Linked DNA regions of Mus musculus: region 1 is linked to region 2. The links are chromatin loops, found by intact Hi-C in ENCODE. Cell type or tissue: heart. All regions are shown on one strand. Each heading gives the region's core, and the rest is flanking DNA. Links, peaks and the distances in the headings are about the cores only. Region 1 holds the start of Gm31249 (a long non-coding RNA gene). Region 2 overlaps Tcf7l1 (transcription factor 7 like 1 (T cell specific, HMG box)).

Evidence for each region. Hi-C counts contacts between places; a loop is a spot of excess contacts. Peaks named below come from ENCODE experiments on the same cell type or tissue, not always from the same donor. Only the 100,000 strongest peaks of a DNase experiment are listed, where the experiment ranks them.
Region 1: it touches region 2 in a loop (2.6-fold over the local background); 9 of 42 quality-filtered maps call a loop at or near these places.

What each region holds. Positions count from the first base shown.
Region 1 is chr6:72,736,811-72,747,996 of GRCm38, forward strand. All of the region lies in intron 3 of Tcf7l1 (transcription factor 7 like 1 (T cell specific, HMG box)), which reads right to left. Gm31249 (a long non-coding RNA gene) reads left to right here and starts at 3,033. Exons shown (of 2, transcript XR_377763.3): 1 at 3,033-7,451. In heart, for the core only: CTCF peaks have their summits at 3,950 and 9,226 (motif pointing right); DNase peaks (open chromatin) are centred at 3,921 and 4,431; H3K4me3 peaks cover 574 bases; H3K27ac peaks cover 1,928 bases.
Region 2 is chr6:72,667,095-72,678,280 of GRCm38, forward strand. The region is part of intron 3 of Tcf7l1 (transcription factor 7 like 1 (T cell specific, HMG box)); the gene reads right to left. It overlaps Gm31391 (a long non-coding RNA gene), which reads left to right. Exons shown (of 4, transcript XR_003956315.1): 2 at 11,152-11,186. Among named protein-coding and RNA genes, the nearest start is that of Gm31391, 17 kb to the left of the region's middle. In heart, for the core only: a CTCF peak has its summit at 4,346; a DNase peak (open chromatin) is centred at 4,197; H3K4me3 peaks cover 497 bases; H3K27ac peaks cover 1,406 bases.

The DNA of each region.
Region 1 (11,186 bases), core at 1,268-9,267, 70 kb after region 2:
TGGTGGTGACTGTCAACTCTCTGGCACTGGTCACCAGTGCACACTTTCTTGAAACTGGTGTCTCCCTTAGTCTCAACCCCTATCCTGCCTAGAAACACCTAGCTTCATTTCTTAAGCCGCACAGAATTCATCATGAAGCTATTGAGATACTGAACAACGGGCGATCACGTGCTCTGCGGGTGGAGTCAAGGCGCCCAGATGTAGACAGAACCCTGCGCTGAACTTTGCTAAGAGAACTCAAGGCAGGCCGTGACCTCTCTGAGCCTGAGAGTTTGTTTCCTCATTTCTCAAATACCGGAGCAGATGGTGAGAGTCTTTGCCTTGCAGGGGTAAGACTGGAAGGGCAAGAAGAGGTGAGTCCTTTAAGAGCCCAGCGCACCTGGCCGGCCCTAAGAGGAGGTCACAAGCCAAATCAAACAGAAAGGCTCTGGTTTTGTGCCCAGTGGGCTCAGGAAGGGCAGCAGAGGCCTGAAGGGAGCTACAGTGACAAAGGGACATGGCTGACCTCCGCCATGCTGTCCCGTGAGGAAGCTGTCCTCCAACATCCGTGCTCCGAGGGCCAGAGATGCAGACTTCTGTAATCACCATGACATACATGTTTGAACTCCTAGGGGCCACTGGCCTTGGCCTGTGAACTGACACTTAACATTTGCCCCTTGTCCTCTGATTTCCCTGTCTCTGGGTCACCTTGACCACACGTGATCCCATAGGCCTGTCTGACAAACTGTGTTTTCCAGAACACCACCTCTGCCTATCTCCTGTTGATCCTCAGAGACTGGGTCCATGCCTTCCTCCTAGCTGTCAGGGCCTCTCCTGCCCATCCCAAGCTCAGCCTCTGACTGGAGCTCCCACCCTCGCCTCCCTCTGCTTCTGACACTCAAATCTTCCCTGGCCCTCGAGGATCGGCCAGAGACTTTTCAGTCAGGTCACTTCCTCATTCTTGTCATCAGATTTCTTTCCGAAAGATAATTCCTTAAAGCAGGACGGGCAAGCTCCACACAAGTGGCTCCAGTAGGCACCCCAAGTCAAAGACCTACTCTCCCCACCAACTCTATTCCCTCAACCTACACAGGTCTCGATGGGTGACACTCAGGGCTCCCCACACCCCCAGTCTTATCTCTGCCTCCTTCACTTTGTTCAAGCCGTGACCCCTGACCCTACCCCCGCCAGGTGAGCCTGGAGTTCCCATAGCGATCTGAGCAGTAATAGTCCAACCCTCTGCCCGATACATACCACCTCCATGCCAACCCAAAGCCAACTCGAACCCTTGCTTTATTTTACTCGAGACCCTTTAGTTCTTCAAGCTTAGCCGTGCTGGGAGGGAACACAAAAAATAACTGACCATGCCACAGTGACGATCCCTTAACATCAGGGCTGAACTACAACATGAATAAAAGAATAAACCCCATTTAGGCTAGTGTTGTAAGGGTCTTAGGGTCAGGAGACAACAGTGATGAGAAAGGACACCAAGAAGGAACCATCAGAGTCAAATCCATTGTGTGCAAGAACGACAAGACTACAACTTACAGTGTGCTTCCTTTGGCCCAGGATCCGGTGGCTGGGCCAGAGCATCAGAACCATTTCTGTGCCTGAGGAACCTGCTTGTTTTAAGTTATGTGTATGTATCTGCCTGCATGTGTATATTTGTACATGCTGGTGACCTGGAGCTTGTGCTATGACAACTGTGAGATGCCCCACGGCCCCGTGATGGTGCTAGGAACTAAACTCTGTTCTCTGCAAGAGCAGCAAGTGCTCTCTAAGAGGGGAGCCATCTCTCCAGCCCGAGATGCCTGTTGTCGATGACCTGCACACAGAACTGGACATTCAGTAATGGTTCTAGCCATGATCTATCTTCTTTCTCTTTTGGCACCTGTGTATGTGTCTCTGTGTGTGCATGTACATGTGTATGTGTCTATGTGCAAGTCGACGTCCACGTGTGGACATTCATGCAGAAGCCATGTCCAGTGCTGATATCTTCCTCGGGTTCTCTATTTTTTGGAGGCAGGGTCTCTCAGTGAACCCTCTCAATTTGGCTCATCTGATGCCCATCAAGGCCCAGGGGTCCTCCTGTCTCCCCCTTTCCAGAACTAGGATTACAGGAGCATACTGCTGTGCCTATTTATATATGTGGATACTGAGGATTTGAACTCAGGTCCTCATACTTGCATGGCAAGCACTTTCCCAAAAAAGTCATCTCCCAGCTCCATTAGTAAGGGAAAAGTTGGAATTCCTTTGGAGATGAACTGGCAAGGTGGAGACCATGTTAGACCTGACTCTGTGCTGCCTTCCTAAGTGTGGCAGAGACAGTGCCATGCCGCCTTCCTTCTGGACACATGAAAGGCCTGCACTGGTCCAGTTCCCTTGGGGTTGAAAGTGGGGTCATTGCACCCACCCTCCCTTTGCTCTCCTCCCTCATCGCTTAGCTGGAAGCAGCCCTTCAGGGGGAACTAACAGGCCCTAGGGCAGGGTTTCTCAATGGGTGTTCTCTGGGCCAGCTGCCGCAGCCACACGGAACCTCCTAGCCCTGCAATCCTCGGGCTTTCTACAATGAAGTAGGACTTCAGAAAAATGGAGGTTTTAGGCTGGAGAGATGACTCAGTGGTCAAGAGAACTGGATGCTCTTCCAGAGGACCTGGGTTCAATTCCCGGCACCCACATAGCAGCTCACAACTGCCTGCCAGACAGGCACACATGTAGACAAAACACTAATGCCCATAAAATAAAAATAATTTTTTAAAAAATTTAAAATGACATATTTTCTTTGTCATTTTTGAGGTGCACGTCTTTTTTAAAAAATTAATTATTTTCCTGCAATTTGCTTTTTTAAAAAAAAAAGATTTATTTATTATATATAAGTACACTGTAGCTGTCTTCAGACACACCAGAAGAGGGCATCAGATCTCATTACAGATGGTTGTGAGCCACCATGTGGTTGCTGGGATTTGGACTCAGGGCCTCTGGAAGAGCAGTCTTAAACACTGAGCCATCTCTCCAGCCCTGAGGTGCACATCTTAAATCCTAGTTCTTGGGAGGCAAGCAGTCTCTGAGTTCAAGGCCAATCTGGTCTGCAGATTGAGTTCCAGGACAGCCAGACCTACACAGAAATCAAACAAGAAAGAAGAAAAAATGGGACAGGGGAAGAGAAAGAAATAAATATGGGGTTTTGGAATGTGTGCCCATTTAGAGGCCAGAGATCAATCAGTATAGGTTGTTGTCTCCTCGGGTACTCTTCATCTTGGTTTTTGAGAGAGTCTCTCAGTGAGCATAGAGCTTAGCAATGTGGCTCGCCTAGCTGGCCAGCGAGCCCTAGGAACTGTGCTGTCTCTGCCTCCCATGGCCTGTGAGTACGGGCACACGCTGCTGGGGCACACAATTGCATGTGAGTTCTGGGGCATTGAACTTGGACCTTCATACTTACTTATAACAACTACTTCTGAGCTACCTTCCCAGCCCAAAATTCCTCATCCTGGGGTAATATGGAGACTTACTCAGCGTGAGTACCACTGTTCTGGAAGACAACTGAACTTGAGAAAGGCTTGAGTCTCTGTACCAATGGGCAATATGCTTGCTCCATGTTTACATTGACTGTACCATGCACGAAAGATAAACTTTTGTTGTGTTAAGAAGCCTTCCGGAGGAGTTATCTTGTAAAGTGGTGACTCTGTCCCAACAAAGCCAACAATAATCACTGCCTTTGAATCTAAAACACTCATTGAGGCCATTACTTAAACAGGTTTCCCGGTCCCAAAAGGCAGGACAAGCTCCAAGTGCTAGACAGGCAGGGTTATTCTGTCCAGGCTGGGAGAGCCCATGCAGAATCCTCTATCCACTTCATTCATTCATTCACAGCCTGCTTGGTATGTTAACAATGGTTGAAGCGGAAGTCACGGAAAGCCAGGATCAGATATCAGCCAGCTGCTGGTGTTGACACATTCCTGCCGCCCTCGTCTCCTGGCGCCAGTTCGGGTGCCCGCCACTTCTCAGCTAAGAGTGTTCAGCTCTTCCTTCAGGACTTCAGCTCACAAAGAATGAATGCCAGAGTTGCCAGGCCTGCCGCTCTCGCGGGTTAGTAGTTAGAACTGCAAACCCAGCCAGGTCCCAGGCTGTGCGAGAGGCTTGCGTGTCTATCTGACAGTCTCGCTCAGTTCTGACAGGACTTGTCAAACTCCACCATCTCTCCCTTTTCTCTCCACCTTCTTCTTAAGTCCCCCTCTGCACCCTGCCTTGCTCCTCTCCCCCTGTGACTTAGCACTCTGTATCTGAAGTGCCGCCAATGTAGCCTTGGGTTTCATGGAGTCCGTAGGGTTAACTCACTGCCAATGGCTTCTTCATTGCCATTGGCAGCTTGCCTGCCGCCCTCCCCATGTTTGATTCTTGAAGCTGTGGCCTGTGTTTGGAACACGGTGCACATACGCCCAGCCTTGGGACAAGAACACATGACATTTATTAAACTGATCTGCCAAATGTTGCCTAATGACAGGCCAGCGGGGTACAGAGAGCACCCCAGAAGCACACTCAGGAAGTAACTGTGCATGTATCCCAACGACCATAGATCTTAGACTTGGCATGGAGCCAACAGGTTGTCATCTGCTAGGACTCAGCATGTTCTAGGTCCCTCCCTTCAATATATATGTCCCTTTGCTCCAGCCAGGATCTGTTCCTGCTGATTATTTGTCCCCAAAAAAGAAGATTCTTGAAGCTATTCTCTGAATTACTTGCTTGCTTGCTTGCTTGGTGTGTGTGCACGTGTGTGTCTGTGTGTGCGTGCGCGCGCGCGTGTTGTATGAAGAAGGGGTTTACACATGTGTGTGCATGTATGTTAAGTGTCTTTTATTGGTCTCTCCTTTTTGTTTTTTTAAAGACAGTGTTTCTTTTTTTTTAAGATTTATTTATTATTATATCTAAATACACTGTAGCTGTATTCAGATCCCATTACAGATGGTTGTGAGCCACCATGTGGTTGCTGGGATTTGAGCTCACGACCCTTGGAAGAGCAGTCAGTGCTCTTAACCACTAAGCCATCTCTCCAGCCCAAGACAGTGTTTCTCACTGACGACTGATCTGAAGAGGCTGACCGGCCAGTGGACTCTGGGGATCTGTCGTTCTCAATATCCAAATTCAGGTCTTCATGCTCACTTAATTATCTGTCTCCTGAGTCCAATCTATATCACTATGTTAGCCCAGGTTAGCTCAGCCTCCAGAGTGCTAAGATTGCAGATTCGAGTCACCACGTCCAGATAGATTTCCCTGGGGTGGTTTATAGTTTATTGATTTACACTTAGTCTTTGGCACTGGCCAGACTGCGCAGGGATGCTTTCGTATCCTTACGTAAATATGCAGGCCACTCTGTCAGTGTTCAAGAACTTCGTCTTTGGGAAGGCTCGTCTCTAGTCCCACCAAAATTACTAACAAGCATAGAAACAGGACAGCTGGACCCTGAGATCTGTGGAACCTGAAATCACTCAAAGCCTCCCTTAGAAACCGTAGGGGAGAAGCAGTTGAAGGCTTTGACAAAACTATGGGAGATGGGGCAAGGGGCACTGTCAAGTGTTCTTCTCAGGCTGAGGCTGAGAATCACTCATGTTCAGTGCCGACAGTGAAGAAGCCATTGGCTTCTTGCTGTTTGTTGGCTGTACATGGTGTTGAACAAATCATGTGGCCTCATGATAGTTCCATTTTTCCATCTGTGAAGTGGGGCCAGCCCTTCTACGGCTGCTGTACATGAAGGGGTAGACAGATACTTGGAGCAGTGCCTGGAGCCCAGGAAACACCCCACGGGTCATCTGTTACTTCCTTGCTTTGGAGGCCACCAGAGGGCAAGTATGAGAGACTCCTGGGAGCCAGACGGTAGAGACGATCACGCTGAGGTTTCATTGAGAATCGAAAAGATTTGCTCAGATGAGAGCTATTAGGAATCTGTGAGCGAGGCTTGGGGAGACCGCCCAGTCCATAAAGTGATTGCTCTTTAAGCAATGATGAGTGTGACCCCTAGAACTGACACTGTTAAAAAAGCTTAGGATTGGAGAGTGGCATCAGCATTAATGGGCAAATCTGGCTCTGCCAGAGGACCTAAGTTTAGTTCTCAGCACCCAAGTTGGGTGCTTGCAGCTGCAGTTAACTCTAGGTCTAGGGATTGGAAGCCCTCTTCTGGCCTCCACAGGCACACAGGCATTCACATTCAGTCTCCACACACCCTACCCACATAATGAAAAAAAAAAATCATAAAAATAAACCTTAAAAAACAAGAAAAAAGAAAAAAAGGCCAGGCATGGGGTAGACTTGTAACCCCAGCAGTGGGGAGAGGAAGACAGAAGGATCTGAGTCAGTTGCTGGCCAGCCAAGCCTACAGACCAGTGGGAGACCCTATCTCCAAGAAAAGGACAGTAGAGACTGGGGAGATGGCTCGGTTATAGTGCTTTTTCCTGTCTTGCAAGCAACATGTCTGAGGACAGGAGTCTGCACCCCCAGTCCCTCCCAAGTGCTGGGTAGATGTGGCAGCCCACCTGTCTCTCCAAGAGCTTGGGGTCCCAGCTAGACTAGTCACACAAGCAAGCTCTAGGGTCTGGGTTGTGCTAAAGACTCCTTATGTCAACCTCAACCACTATATGCACACGGACTACATACACATGTGCATCCACATACCGGTACACACACCCATGCATAAATATGCACACGCACACCACATATATACACATGTGAAAAAACTTACAGGTGTGTGGCCACTGAAAATGACACGCTTTGACTTCCTCATGGATGTGCACACACCCGTGCGAGTCTGTATCCACATGAACATATGCTTACACAAACACACAAGAAGTCTGTGGGTGGATTCCCACATATATAATGGCTTGGTTCTGTCCTGCCAGAGCAAATGGACACACCCAACAGGCAGCTGGGCCCTCGGCTACCACACTGCTACCCCAAAGCTAACCACAGAGCATTTTGCAAGCCAAAAGCTTCAGGACACAACACTGAATCATTGAACCCACATTTCTGCCCCCCCTCTCAAAGGGTGGGGGTCCTTGACTCTCTCTCCAACTGATGTCTTTCTGTCCCTCCTGCCTACTCAGCCCTGGAGCTGTTCCCGGGACCTTGCTGAGCCATGTCCTGGGTGGTAACACCCACGCAGGATAGCCAGACTCACCCCACACATGCAGCCATTAAAAATTAACTCCAGAGATCTTTAAAAGCAGAGAAAGTCACCAGAGAGAAAGGGTACAAAGGACAGGGCATGACTAGAGGTTTGGGACATAGCATCTAACAAGTTTTGACTGCAGACAGAAGACATTTTCCCCCCTTTCTTTCAGAAAAGGATGAGAAATCTTTTTTATGCATTTGCCATGGGAAACACTCAGCTCAGCACATTCCACAAGCTAAAAGGAGGCAAACCAACACGATGGCAGAACTCTCCTACCAGCCCACAGGCTCTCAACAAACCCCTGCACTGCCAGGTAAGGGAGCCTTTCAGCCTCCGGAGCAAGGGCTGCACATAGGCAGAGTAAGGGGGCAGTCTGACTCTGGGACGTTAGCCAGCATCACTTAAATACTCTACGCTGCAAAGAAAGTTCCTTTTAGACACAGGGCTCGATGCCAGTCTTATTTATTCTGTTAGGTTTTTTGAAGGTGAGGGTATGAGGGTGGGGGACGGGACCAGAATCCTAGCGATATGACAGTCCAGAGGTTTATTAATTCTGGCAAGCAGCAGCACCACCTAGAAAGAGTTAGGAACTCACGTTCCACCCTCTCTCCCAGCAGCCCAGCACTGGAGGCTGACCACATGTGTGAGGCCAGTCTGATTCAGTCTGTATAGTGAGTTCCAGGCCAGCCAGGAGCTGACTTAGTCAGAGCTTGCCTCAAAAAGTGTTGGAGTGGCGCTGAAGAAATGGCTCCATTGGTAAAGCGCCTGTTATGCAAGCAAGACTTTGGATCATAAGCACTCATGTAAAAAATACACTGGGTAAGGTGGGAGTTGATGGATCCCCAGTGTTCACTGGCCAACCATGCCAGCCAACCAGTGAATTCAGTGATAGACCCTACCTCGAATGATAACGTGAAGAAGAACGTTTGAGGGAGATGCCCCGTGTTGACCTCTGACTTCTACACATGTGAAGGAAGGAAGGAAGGAAGGAAGGAAGGAAGGAAGGAAGGAAGGAAGGAAGAGAGACGGGGCAAGCCAATGAGATAGCTCAGCAGGTGAAGGTGCCTGCCTGGAGCCTAGTAACCTGAGTCAGGACCCACATGGTGGAAGTAGAGAACCAACTCCTGAAAGGTGTGCTCTGACCTCAGATGGATGCCATGGTGCACGCCCCTGCCACACACACGTAAATAAACACATGTGATGTCTAGAAAAATACATTAATTCTTATGTTCATACCCTTTAGAATCAAACACTAGGGGCTTAAACTCAATGGCAGTGGGGCCAGGTGAAGCTGCAAAGTGAGCCCTACCTTCAGATGCCTATCACAACCATCTCAAAGGTTCTGAAAACTAGACAGGATGGGTGTCAAACACAACGAGACCAGGGCATCAGTGAATGCTGCACTATGCTCAGGTCCTGGAGGTATGAAAAACACTAGCATGAAAAACACTGGCAGGTCTCAGGTCTTTATGTCTATCAAATGGACAAACATCCGAAGGCTGGAGAGACAGCTCAGCAGTTAATCGTACTTGCTGCTCTTACAGAAGACCCAAGTTTGGTTTTCAGCATCCACAGTGGGCAGCTCACAACTAACTGCCTCTTATTCCAGCTTCCGGGGGATCCAACACTCTCCCCGGGTCTCTTCCCACGCTCGCAAGTGTGCACTCACACACATGCACACGTATACACATTAAAAATAAAAATCAATCTTTAAAAAAAACCAACTAGACAGCTTTCTGAAAAGTGCTAATGCTAAAAGTCAGCTCTCTGGAAGGGAGGGTGAGCGAACGTCCGTGGACTCTGAGACTTTGACCCCACCATCTCCCACACAACAGTCCCTTCTCCTCCAAACCTAGCCCCTCTTGGAAACCAGCACGCAGGAAGGATTCCACAGTGACTCGAGGGGAGAGACTAACGCCTCTGTCAACGGCAAGACTGAGGGGTGATGGTGTGTGGCGAGGAAGGAAAAGGCCCACAAAACAAACGGCCCTGGCTGCCGTGAGAGGAAGCTAAAAGAACAGCCCCCGCCCCGCAACATTAGGTGAAAAGACAGGAAGTTCTAGAAAGGATGCAAAGATGTTGTTTTAAGCCAGGTGGTGGCGGTGTGTGAGCCTTTAGTCCCAGAATTCGTGAGGCAGAGGCAGAAAGATCCCTAAGATCGAAGCTAGCCTGGTCTACAGAATGAGTTCCAGAACAGCCAAGACACCACAGAGAAACCTGTCTCCAAAAAACAAAACAAAACAAAAAACCCCAAAATGCTGTTTTGTTTTGTTTTGTTTAATCCCTTCTGACGGATTAAAATCTCGGTCCTTTCCAGGATAAACAGCATTTTGTCTGGCATATGGAGATGTTTCTGAGGCCCCCAAACCTGGTCCTACCTCATGATACTTGATGCCCCCTGCTTTTTCCGAGAGGTGGGGCCTGCTCTCCACAGTCTATGTCACTGGTTAAGATATGAATGGCAGTCTACACTTTCCACACAATTGATTGCTGCAATCCTAATGCCCACTGTAGCTACAGGGTGTCCATATTCCAGGCTTCACCTCCAATACCCGGACTTAAGAATACCAGGGAGGGGAAACCACCCCCAAATTTGTACATATCCTCTGGTAATAACTATACAAGATATGGATGAGTCAGAATATAGACAAAGGAAGTAGTCAATGAAAGTGGATTTGGGGCCTGACCCGCAAGTAATCCCAGTTACTCAGGAGGCTAAGGCAGAGGGATTACATATGCAAGGCCAGCATGGGCTACAAAGTAATGCAAAGCCCATTTGTACAACTTACCAGGACTCTGTTTCAAAAGTAAGAGGGTCAGGGAGATGGCTCAGAGGATAAAGACACCTGAGAACAAGGCTGACCTATGACCTACACACACACACACACACACACACACACACACACACACACACACACACAATGTAAGGGTATGGTGTTGCTCAGTGGCACTGCTCTTGGTAAGCATGTAGGAGGGCCGATATTCAATCCCTGGTACCACAAACAAAACAAAAAGTGGGATGCTGGACTGTAGGTTAATCATCTTTTCCTCTGTCACATAATGTGACAGACACTGATTATATTTTAAAAATTTAAATAAAGCCAGATGTGGTGGACCACACCTTGAATCTATCACTTGGGAGATAGAGTCAGACAGCCGTCTGTGAGGTCAAAGCCAGCTACATCTATGGTCTACGTTATAGTTTACATAGTGAATTCCAGAGCAGCAACATCTAGGCAGTGAGACCCAGTCTCACACAAACAAGACAAATTAACCATATGGTAAATACATTAAGAATTATGGGCTGAATGTTCATGCTCCTACCACCAAATTCCTCCGTTGAAATCTAATACGACCGGATCTGGAGGTGGAATCTTTGGGAGGAGATTAAGCTATGGAGGTAAATCCTCATGGCTGAGGCCAGAGAGCTATGCTGCCACGAAGGAATGCAGCAGCAGCCAGCAGTCTGTCACCAATGCAAACCATACCATGCTGGGACCCTGACCTCTGGTCCCCCATCCACCCTTCAAAACTGTAAGAAATAAGCAGCTGGTTGGTAAGCTTCTACATCTAGGTCATTATCACAGCAAGCCACAGGATTTGCTGGCTTCTCTGAGAGTGTAACCTACTGAAAAAGAGCATTCCGATGGGTTGGGAAGGGTGAGTGAGGGGGCATTACAACCAATTTCCCCGAGACAACAGGAGCTGGAACAGTGGTTCTCAACCTTCCTAATGGTTACCCTTTAATACAGTTCCCCATGTTGTGGTGACCCGCCCCAACCATAAAATCATTTTCGTTGCTACTTCATAACTGTAAGTTTGCTACCGTCATGTAAATGTCTGATATGCAAGATTATCAGATATGTGACCCCTGTGAAAGGATCATTCAACCCTCGTCTCCCAAGATGGGTCTTGACCCACAGGTTGAGAACCACTGAGGAGCGCCTGCACTGTGGAAGTACAGACACACCGGGGCAGCGGCGGCAGGTGGATCCAGTTGGTGGATTGGAGTGGTTAAGAGCTAAAAAAAAAAAAAAAAAATTGCCCA
Region 2 (11,186 bases), core at 1,120-9,119:
GTGTCATTCAAATTTTTCTTATGGCTAAACCAGAAGGCATTCTCAATATGCACAACAGCTCAACACTGCCCCCTGGTGATCTCCGTGTAACCACCGGGACCACACTAGCTAATTGACTGTGGGGAACAAAAGCCCCCAGATCATCAAACCTGGTCTATGAGACAGCAGAGAAGTCTGGACCAGGCACCAAGCCATCTGGAAAAATCTCTAGGCTCCACTCCCATTTGTTTGCAGGATCTGAGATAAAGAAGCCATGAATTCAGTAATGAGTTAACTACTTTTACTCTGTCAAGCTGGCAACGGCCTTTTTTACTCCTCTTTAATTACCATGGGCACTTTTCTTGATGCCCTGTTGGTGGGAGAATAAATTAGTAAGCCTTTTCTTGTGCAATTTGGAGGCATGTATCAAGTCTTCCAAAGGCGTACCACCTCAAGGAATGTATCCTAAGGAAATAATTAAAGATTCGAGCAAACTACAGCTGCAGGAACGCTCACTGGGACCATCTACAAGAGCTGAAAGATATTAAATACCTCATGCTACAATGATATTTGAGTTTACGGAGCAAGTGAATATTTATAGGCATGCGAAGGTACTTACTAGACACTCTCAAGGGGAAAAGCAGGACACCCAGCAAGTAAAGAATTCACTTTTGTAAAGCAGACATCTTTATATGTGAATTGAAGATCTACGCGGACAGATAGGAGGATGTGGGTTCTTCTACTGGACCAGCGGGCGGGGTCAGTTTGTTATTCCTCCGACATCAGAGTTGCCTAGAGGAGCTATGAACCCACAGATTTCCAACCCTCCTCCCCTGCCACTCAACTGTTCCAGGGCAGGGCCCTAACCTTCTGCCTCATTTAATGGCTCCCCAGGTGACGTCAATGTGAGGTCAGAGCTGTCCCTACATGTGCCACCATGTGCTCACCACTGAGCTACAAAGCTCCCCACCACCGCCCTCCAATCCCATACTCAGCTTCTCCTGCTTCTCTTTTATCCCCTAGAGCAAGCATCCATCCAACCACCGGGCACTTTTCAGTGCTACAGTATACCAGCTTCTACAGTCTTTACCTGTCTAAGTCTCTCCAGAGTATTAGAAGGCTTGGTGTAGAAGTTTCTGGTACATAAGGGAAAATCCATATCCCCAGAGCAGCCCTCACCGGATCTTATAAATAAACTCTCAGATTAGGCAGCAGACACCCACTCTGGGATTCCTGGTGGCACATTAGGAAGACCATCAAAACCAATTATTTCTTGAACATTCCTAATGGTGTCAACACATTCCTCTTTATTTTGGGGCTGAGAGAAGGGCTGCAGTGCCTCCTCCTAGCTCTCCAACCAAATCCAGGGCTAGGTCTTTCTGGAATTCGAGACATCCTGGCTCAGCTCGAAGGGTACATTTCTGAACACACTCTCAAAAGCGCATCTCGGATTTCACATTGCTTCTTGAGTGACCCTGGTAGCCCATCAGTTCTAGGTGCAGCCTGTGTTTGAGACTGGGTATGAAGCTCAGTCTATAAGCAGCTATTTGGGACCAAGACTGAAAAGTGACCATGTCGTTCAGGTACCATATCTGCTTATCCAAAGACGTTACATCTCTGCCACTTCCTTCATGGGGCTATCGTTCCTAGCTACAGACTTTGAAATAGAACGACTGCCTTGGATGACAGCTCTGCCAGCACCACACAAGAGGCTTGAAGCTCACTGGCCAAATTCTCCATCTGATTCCCATTGATTTTCCATGTTCTGTGTAATGCCCCCCACACTCAGTCTTTGTCAAGGCTCTTCATTCAGTTACATGAATGCATGCTGAATTAAATAAACTGGAAGCCATGGTCAAATGGACCGTTGATTTCTTCTTCCTAGATTTCCCTTTTCCAGAAGTTTTAAGTTCATGGTAAATAGGTGCTCTTGGTCAGTCCTACAGTGGGGCAGGCTGCAGTGTGGCTGCCATGTCTCCTGCTGAGCTCTTTACAAAACCAAACAACTGAGGTGGCTCGGCCTTTAAAGTTATTTACCACCAACCCTGATCCCTAGAACCCACATAGTAGGAGAGAACCAACCGCAAGTTGTCTTCTGACTTTTTCACGTTTGTGGTGTGCACCCATCCAAAGAATTAATTAGTTAATCAATAAATAATAATAATTAATCATAAAATACCATCCCTTCTTTCTTTCTGACCTATTGTTCTCACTAAGGCCCCTGCTGACCTCCTAACTACTGAAGTCTTTTCAAGGCTCTGCTCTAAAAATTCATAGCATCATTTTCTGAGACTCCTTTCTGGTGTTCAGTACCTGCTCTGGGCCAGTCCAAGACCTTTGCATACTCTTGGAGATGTGGCTTTGAGAATCCTCTTCTCTGTATAACTTCACCTGTGCTAGCATAACCAGCGCCCACACGATGATCCTGATCTGTGTGTGGTGAAACCTTTTCTCTTGGAGGGACTAGAGGCCTAGAGAGGCCAAGATCCAGAAAGATAAACTGACTTAGCTAATTCACAAGAATCAGGAAGTTCAGAAAGAGACAAGATTCATGAGGCCCTGCATCAAAGGTTATATGAGAAGGAAACCATTGTGGGAGACCGGGAGACTTTTCGGTGGCACTACCTGCAGGCTGGGCAGAGAAATCCAGAGAGTATGTTGTCAGGAGCACCACTCATGCTGGGGTGAGCTTTCAGTGATACAACTGCCTTAGAGTGAGCCACACCAGCTTTTAAGACACCCACTGGCCCACCGCACTACACCCGCAAAGAATCATTCATTGGTTTATTGTGTCCTCTCTGGGCTGAGTAGATGTTTGTTCATGCCTCTCAAGGAAGAGTCAGGGAACAGTAGACAATCTTGATGTCTCTCCTCAATTCCAGTTGCTTCCTCTGCTCCTGGCCCACAGACTCATCAAAAGCCAGCACTGAACTAGTTTCTTAGTGTCCACTAAACCAAGGCTCTTCAGAAGGGGAAAGCAACATTGGCATGAGCCAGGATTCAAGTCACCCTGACCACTGCACAAGCATTGGGGACAATGTTGGTTCCTTTCCTTTCCTGTCCTTCACCTGATAGAGGACCAAGTCTTATCACTCTAACTCTGGACTGTCAGTTGAGCCATCTCCTCTATTCTCTTTAGGGTTACCCTGAAACTCTTGATAAAATCCCTTGCTAGCCATCTCCTGAAGTTCTTGTCCAAGTCACCCTGTCCTTCATACTACTGACTGGACCATCACCCTGCCAGAGCTCTGTTCAATCCCATGATGTGGCAGAAAAGTACCCACCTACCCCATGGACATTAAAATCCCAGCCTACTATACGCATCCTATCTCCAGCGACCTCACCAGCAACATCCTTGGACCTTGTTCTGGCCACCCCCAATGTCTCACCACACAGCTTTCCTTATCTACACCTGTAAGATTTGTCAAGAGGCTGCATGCATTTTCCAGGGGCTGGACTAACACTTTGGGTACTATTTGTTATATGCCACTGAGCCAAGTAAAGGTGGTGGGCTCATGGAGGACCATGACTCTCCTCTGTTGCATTGGGAAGGTATGTAGTCATCATAACATGAGCACACACACACACACACACACACACACACACACCTTCTTATATTAGCAGGAGGCATGTCTGTTGTTTCTAGAGTTGCAGCCACTGGCCTTGGGGGAAGGCAGGGCACATGAAGCCACTTCAGTAGCTGCTATCTAGTGGTACTCCACATCCGTACCTTTGGCATAGTTGCTCCTGCAGTCTCTGCATAGTATCCCACAGTAATCAGATGTACGACGGAGAGATGGCACTAGGCACCAACCACAGCCCACACTTCCGTTCTCCGATGACTTCCAGGTTTCTCAATAGATCCTGTGGTTCTCAGGAGTCCCTAATTAGATCATGGTTCATTCTTCCACGTGGCTGGATCTCTTTCTTTTTGGCATTATCCTGATCACAAGTCTTCCTGGGAGACTTCAATCCCAGATCTTTAACAAGTCCTTAATAAGACTCTGAGAGCCACCTCCTCTTTTACCTTGGTCCAGAGGCTCTTACTTCCAAGCTGGCAGCCTCTGCGCCCTGCAAGCGCTTTCCCCCTTATTCCACTTGGCTTGTCAGAGCCCCAGGGACTAGAGGGAATTCCTCAGGAGAGGAAGCCCTAAAGCCTACATCCTGTTCTTTTTGGCTGTGACACTATCTACTTCCACTACTCTTGTAGCTTAGGCTGGCTTTGGGTTATAGTTAAAGCATGCCTTCCTGTCCTGACAACCTCTGTCAAGACACACAAGTGCTGGCAGAACTGTCCACAACGGCCACTTCACGGAGCACTCTTCCACGTCAGCATCCAGGGAACTGCTGACAGCAGATCTTCCGCAAGGTGGCTCCCAGAGCTCACGTGGTTGATAACCGAAACTCCACCCAAAAATGCCCTTTCTTTGCTCTTTTGGGGAGTGGGGTGGAGGGAGCTTTCAACATAGCCCTGACTGTTCTGGAATTCAGTATGTAGACACATGTTAGCTTCAACTCAGAAGTCCTCCTGCCTCTACCTCCCAAGTGTTGGGATTAAATGTGTGTGCCACCATGTTCCTCAGAGGTGTGGAGTTAGAGGTTTACCTAGATACGGGCCAGAAGAGTTTATTTGTATGATGGGCTGTAGGAAATTAAAGTATTTTATTAATATCACTGGAAATACTTTTGCTAACTTGGACTTTGACATACCACATATTCACATACAAGCAACCATTCTGGAAGCAGTAAATAACTACACTAATTCTTTAGCATCCCTTCTGATACCCCAAAGAGATTACTGTTAGAAATGGCACAAAGGCTACTGACAGGTAGGGTCCCAGAGGAGGTGCACAAGTCCTGTCATGAGTAGACACAGTGCCGCAGGAGAGCAAATGCTTAGCACTGTAGGAATATCCTGGCAGCTCCTTGGAACTCATCCTCAGAGGAGAGTTGAGCATCTCTTTGGGGTTGCACGTCACCAGTCTGATACAGAAGGGACTGGGGCCACACTGAGCTCCCTGAAGGGAAGGGAAGTTTGGCGCTTCGAAAATCCTTAGCACGTGTTCATTAAGATCACTGAAACATCTTTCACATGGGTGTCAATAAATGGTCAGCTCTCAGCTCAATGCCCCACCCTCACATCAAGAAGTGTGTTGTTTTAGAGACAGGGTCTCACTGTGTAGCCCAGACTGGTATGGAACAACTTGTGAAGACCAGGCTGGCCCCAAATTCACAGAGATCCGCCTGCCCCTACTTCTGTTATTAAAGACAACATGCCTAGTCACAGGGTCTCCTTAAATGATGAATTTAAAACATCAGTATTTCTTTTGTTTAAATTCTAGTCCATCAGGGCTGGAGAGACAAGCATTGGCTGCTCTTCTAGAGAACCCGGGTTGGATTTCCAGCATCCACACAGTAGCTCACAACTGTCTGTAGCTCTAGTTTCAGGGGAGCTATGTATGTGTGATGCACACATGACAGACACAACATACAAACAAACAAATATTCTAGTCCGTTATCAGTAAAACGGAAGTGGCAGCTCTGAGTATCACCTTATCTTTTTGAGACGGAGTGTCTCAGTGAACAGGGATGGACAACTGGGCTGCAGAGCCTGGCCAGCAAGGCTCAAGACCTTCTTATTCCTACCCTCCTCCCAGCCGCAATGCTGCCATCACAGGTGCAGGGGATTGAACCCAGCTCCTTATGGTTTTGTAGCCAGAGCTTTACTGACTGTGTCACCTCCCCCTCCCCTCAGCAGTTCCTATGCTATTGTCACATTATGACTGGGGCAGCTTGGCCTGAATGAGTGACACTGAGTCTGCAGGGCCTGACCTCCAAGCGTGCCTTAGGTCCAGTGGCTGCGACTTAGCAGTCTTGGAGACAGAGGAACGAGACAGTCCTGTAATTTGATGCAGACCCTGAGAGAAGAGTCTCAGGGAGACATTGGACATCTCTTGGAAGTTTTCAGAGACTTTCTCTGGACACCTACACAGGGCCTGGTGTTTCAGCTGCCACCATCTGAAGGCTTCCCGAGTGACTGGGAACTTCTGGGGAGTCCATGCAGAGCCTGGGACACTCAGCGGACAGACCCTGCCCTCCTGTTCCTGCAGTTCATTCAGCCTTTTGGATGCTCCGTGGGCACTTCTCTGTCTATTGTTCACAAAAATGAATCAAGCTATGACTTGGGGCTTGAATTGAACTAAAAAAAAAAAAAAATCTGTATGGTTCTAAGGGTCTTCATCCAAGTTTTTCCCAAAAGATTATTCTCCAAGGGAAAAAGAAAACAAAATGTCCAAATCTCAAACATTTTTCAGTCCCCATTATCCCACGCCTCTCTGTACCCCTTGAGACACAATTTTCAATAGTAAACGGGGCTGAAGTTTGAGGGCACGGCCTGGAGAAGTTGTTTAATTTCTACCACTAAAGACAAACTTGGATTCTTTCAGGCAGCTTTCCCCTCAGGCCAGCCTTGCTTTATGGGGCCAAACCACCGAAAGAATAAATGAATGCAAAAAATTTGCCTCACAGCGGTGAACGCTAAGACTTTTTTTTTCTACAGATACAAATTCCCAAGCAAACTTAGCCCAAAGATAATCAAAATGAAGGCTGGCTTTCTTGGCTTGTTAAGGGCTTGGCTGCCCGATTTTCTTGAGGGTCTGAATCTGTTTACTCGGGAGGGGATGAACAACAGGGCAGTTCCAGAAAAATCAACACAGGCCTGAGGAGTATGGATCAGTTTGTAATACACTCTGCCTGTCATTCCACAAATACTTATGGTACACCCACTGTGTTGGGACTCTGTCCCTGGCTGCTGTGCAAGAGGAAAGGACAATATGGCTAGGCAGGTGGCCTTCATCTAATGAGGGAGGACAAAGCATCTGTCCCAAGTGGTAAATGTCATTAAGAATTGGAGTGGGTGATGGGATTTGAGAGAGACTTTGAATCCAGGTGACAACTCACAGAGAGAAGACCTCTATGCTAGACTCACTGCATTTTTTTTTCTTTGTTGCTGTGTTTCCTTTTGAGGGGGAGGGTGTGTGCAGGGCAGAAGACAACCTCAGCTGTCCATAGTCAGGAGCTGTCCGCTTTGTTTTCTGAGACAAGGTCTCTCACTAAACCTGAGGCTCACAGAGTAGGCCAGGCTGGCTGGCCACGAGGTTTCAGGGACCCATTCATCCCTGCTTTCTCAGTGCTGGGATTACAGGCATGTGTCACCACACCGGCCTTTAAAAACGAGCAAGTGCCGGGCGTGATGGCGCACACCTTTAATTCCAGCACTTGGGAGGCAGAGGCAGGCGAATTTCTGAGTTCGAGGCCAGCCTGGTCTACAGAGTGAGTTTCAGGACAGCCAGGGCTACACAGAGAAACCCTGTCTCGAAAAAACAAAACAAAACAAAACAAAACAAAACAAAACAAAAACGCAAGCAAGCAAACAAACAAACAAACAAACAAGCAAACAAACAAAAAGCCCAAAAAAACATAGGTTCTGGGGTTCAAACTCAGGTCTTCACGTTCACATGGCAGCATTTTGTGGAGTGAGCTGTCTCTCCAGCCTTTGAACCAATATGAATAAATAACACTTTGAATAGTTAAAAAGATCCATGACACTGGTTTCCTAAATACAATTATGAAGGCCATCACTGAAACTGGCACTGGCCTCAGAGGTCCAGGTGGCTACTGCTGGACAAGGAGGGTCTCCACTGGTATCTACGGGATCTGAGAGGATGCCTACTTATTTACATAATTAAAAGCTATAAGTCAAGCCAACAAGCTGTGGAGCATATTTACTCCCAGCCTAGCAAAAAACAAAAAAACACACCTCCCTACGACACAAAGGGCATGGCCCAAACGGAGAATATCCTGTAGTTTTCATTTCCATATGAGATGTGGCGGTGGTGGTAGAGAGCCTGGTCCTGTAGCATCTTCTGTCTCTTCCATCCCTGCTTCTATCTGTGTCTTAGGACATCATAGCAGCTCAGTGGGGAAACACAGTGCCAAGAGGGGCCAAGGCCAAAATGGAGCTTCTAAAGCCTCTCTCTCTCTCTCTCTCTCTCTCTCTCTCTCTCTCTCTCTCTCTCTCTCTCTGTGTATGTCTACTTACTTATGTCTAGGCATGAGGTTGCATTCGGGGAGGGCATCGGGGTGCCGGTCTGTGAGGCATATTGTGCTGTCTGGTTCCCGTTAGGATGATGACAGAAGCCCCGTCTGTATCCCAGGTGACAAGTATATCAGTACGGTTTGCCCTCCCTTCGCCCAGTGAGCTTAACACTACTGCTGCTACTCCCGTTACCTGACATGAGGAGACTGGGATTCCAGACATTTTATTTTTTTTTTTAAAGATTTATTTATTATTATATGTAAGTACACTGTAGCTGTCTTCAGACACACCAGAAGAGGGAGTCAGATCTTGTTACGGATGGTTGTGAGCCACCATGTGGTTGCTGGGATTTGAACTCTGGACCTTCGGAAGAGCAGTCGGGTGCTCTTACCCACTGAGCCATCTCACCAGCCCGATTCCAGACATTTTAATTTATCAAAGGCCACACAGCTAGATATGGTACCGACAGGATTTTAAATGTCAGATGCCACCTACATGGGATGGCCTAAAAAATTCCCAGAGGAAAATCATTTGCAAATCCCAAATCATGGAAAACTCAAGAGCGGGAAAGAAATGAAATTCAGTACGTTGGACTCTCCGGATGGCTGGTGGGTTCCAACAGAGACAGAATCCAGAGTCCTGTCTGCTGGGCAGGCCGGAGGGGTGGAGTGGGGGGGGGTGGGGCGCAGAAGGGTGACCCACAGGGTCAGGGCTGGGCAGAGCCTGAGCTTTTGGATCTGGGCTCCCTTGATGAATATACAAGCTAGGTGGGGTTCCGGATCAGCTCAATAGCTCCATGGGGCCTTATGGCCCTGTGTTCTGGAAAGGTGCCTTATGCCGAATGGGGACTTAGAGACCTTTCTATAGTTGCAACCTTCACTGCTTTCACTTTTGTGAGCAAAATGGTAGCCCGGAGTGAGGAAGCCCCAGGGTCTGGCTGCCACGCAATTTCCTTCCGTTTCCCAATAGCAGAGTGGCCACTTGGACGCCTACACTCATGGTGGCCTTGTACCCCCATTCCCTGCTGCTGGGCTGGCCAGAAAAGGCATGAGGCTAGGAGGACTTACAGAGACCTGCCCACCACCTACCTACCTCTCTCTCTCTCTCTCTCTCTCTCTCTCTCTCTCTCTCTCTCTCTCTCTCTCTCTCTCCCCCCCCCCACAATCCCTTCAATTATGTGTGTGTACCTACCTACATTGGGAGCAAGGTCAATTTCAGGTGTCATTTTTCAGGCATTGCCTACCTTGGGTTTGTTTATTTATATTTACTGCCTGGTGCCTACAGGAGCCAGAAGAGGGCATTGTATCCCCAGGAACTGGAGTTACAGAAAGTTTTTAAGCTGCCTGATATGGGTGCTTGGAACAGAAGCGGCCTCCTTTGCAAGAGCAGCAGATGCTTTTAACTGCTGGGCCGGCTCTCCAGTCCCCTGAGACAGGGTCTCTCACTTGACTGGGGCTCACCCAGCAGGCTAGGCTACTTGGAAGTGAGCCCCAGGGATGCATCTGTCTCTCCTTCCCTAGTTCTCAGATGATAGGGACAGCATGCAGCTGGCACCAGAGGGTGTCCTGTTCTGTCACTGTACTTTATGGCTTTGAAAAAGAGTCCCTCCCTGAGACTTGCGTTACTCTCAGCCAGCAAGCTTCAGCAATCCCGTCTCTGCCCACTCCGGACCCCATGTGTTTTACCTGGGTGCTGAGATCTGAGGGTTCTCACCCACTATCTCCAGGCTCTTCAGCATGTGCTCTGGGACTTGAACTCAGGTCCTTCTAATGACACCAATACTTGAACTTACAGAGCGATTGACTCAACCTAAAATTTACTTCTTAAACGTCCCCAACAAAGACTCAACGGCTATATGAGGAAGTGCACCAATCCTGTGTCCAGCTGGATGGATTTTTAATATGCAGATATTATGAGGCACAGCCCAGACCAACACAAGACTGTTTTAGAGTTCAACAGTGAATTGCAGCAGACATGAACACACTCTCGGTCAAGCAGTAAACCACCACTTGTGAGCTGACCCCCGCCCGCCCTGACTCCCCCTTATCCAGCAACGCACACAGGCTGCACTGTTAGCTGTTAGTGTCCAGGAGCAGCTCTTTCCCCTAGGCATGCATTCCCAGACCTCCAGGCAGTTATACAAGCCTGACCAAACAGGTTTGGGGGCTTTTTCTCTAAACATTCTCTCTGCTTGCCCCTCCGATTCCTCCATACAACCGCCTCCCCGAGCTTCCTCTGTGGTGCGGGCTGTGAGGTTCTCCGGGTTTTAGCAGCCTCCTGATGTTCTGGTCGGGCTCCTTTAAGATGCTAGAGACGGTCAAGATAGAAGGGACCCCAGGACTTCAGCCTTTGGGAAGCTTAGGAGGCAGAGACCAGACACTGGGCCCCTGAGCAACAGGGCAATACCAAAGCCAGAAACTGCCCGAACTGGTTACATTCCAGTAAGATTAACACAAGGCTGAGCCTGCTCCCTCGCCCACCCCTCCTCCCCTCCGGGCCTTGAATAGGATTTTTAACTATTTCCCTCCTACTTGCCGTCCAACCCCACACACTGACAACGCTCCCTGCTGTTTGCACATTAACCTCCCATTTGCCAGGCAGCTTCTCAGAGGCTGCGGATTAACAACCACCAACTCAGACAATGGTCCCCAGGGAGGGATGCAAGGAGCTCAGACAAAGGCTCCAGACACTAGGCCCAGTCAATCACTATACAGTGATCATTAGGCAAAAAGTGCAGAGGGCTCCCGCAGGACTCCAGACAGGGCACATGAGCATCACCACAGTTGGCTTGGTGCCGGCTCCAGGCACCTGTCCTAGGTGGAACTGGGGTGTGGGGTAATGGGGGATGCTCCCAAACTCACGCTATAGAACTCCAGAACCCTGTCCCACAGTGTCACCTGGGAAGTGCTGGTCTAGGAAGGGCCTAAAATCTGGAGGGACAGCATGGAACACTCAACCCACTTCGCTAGGCTTCGAGCAGATGGCTCTGGCTCCTGCTCTAGGGCTTCCTGCAAAAGCAGTTTGTAGACAGGAATCCACAGGTCAGGTCCGTTTTCTCCTCCTTCTGCCTGCAGGTGCACACACATCCATGAACAAGGAAAGGTGGCAC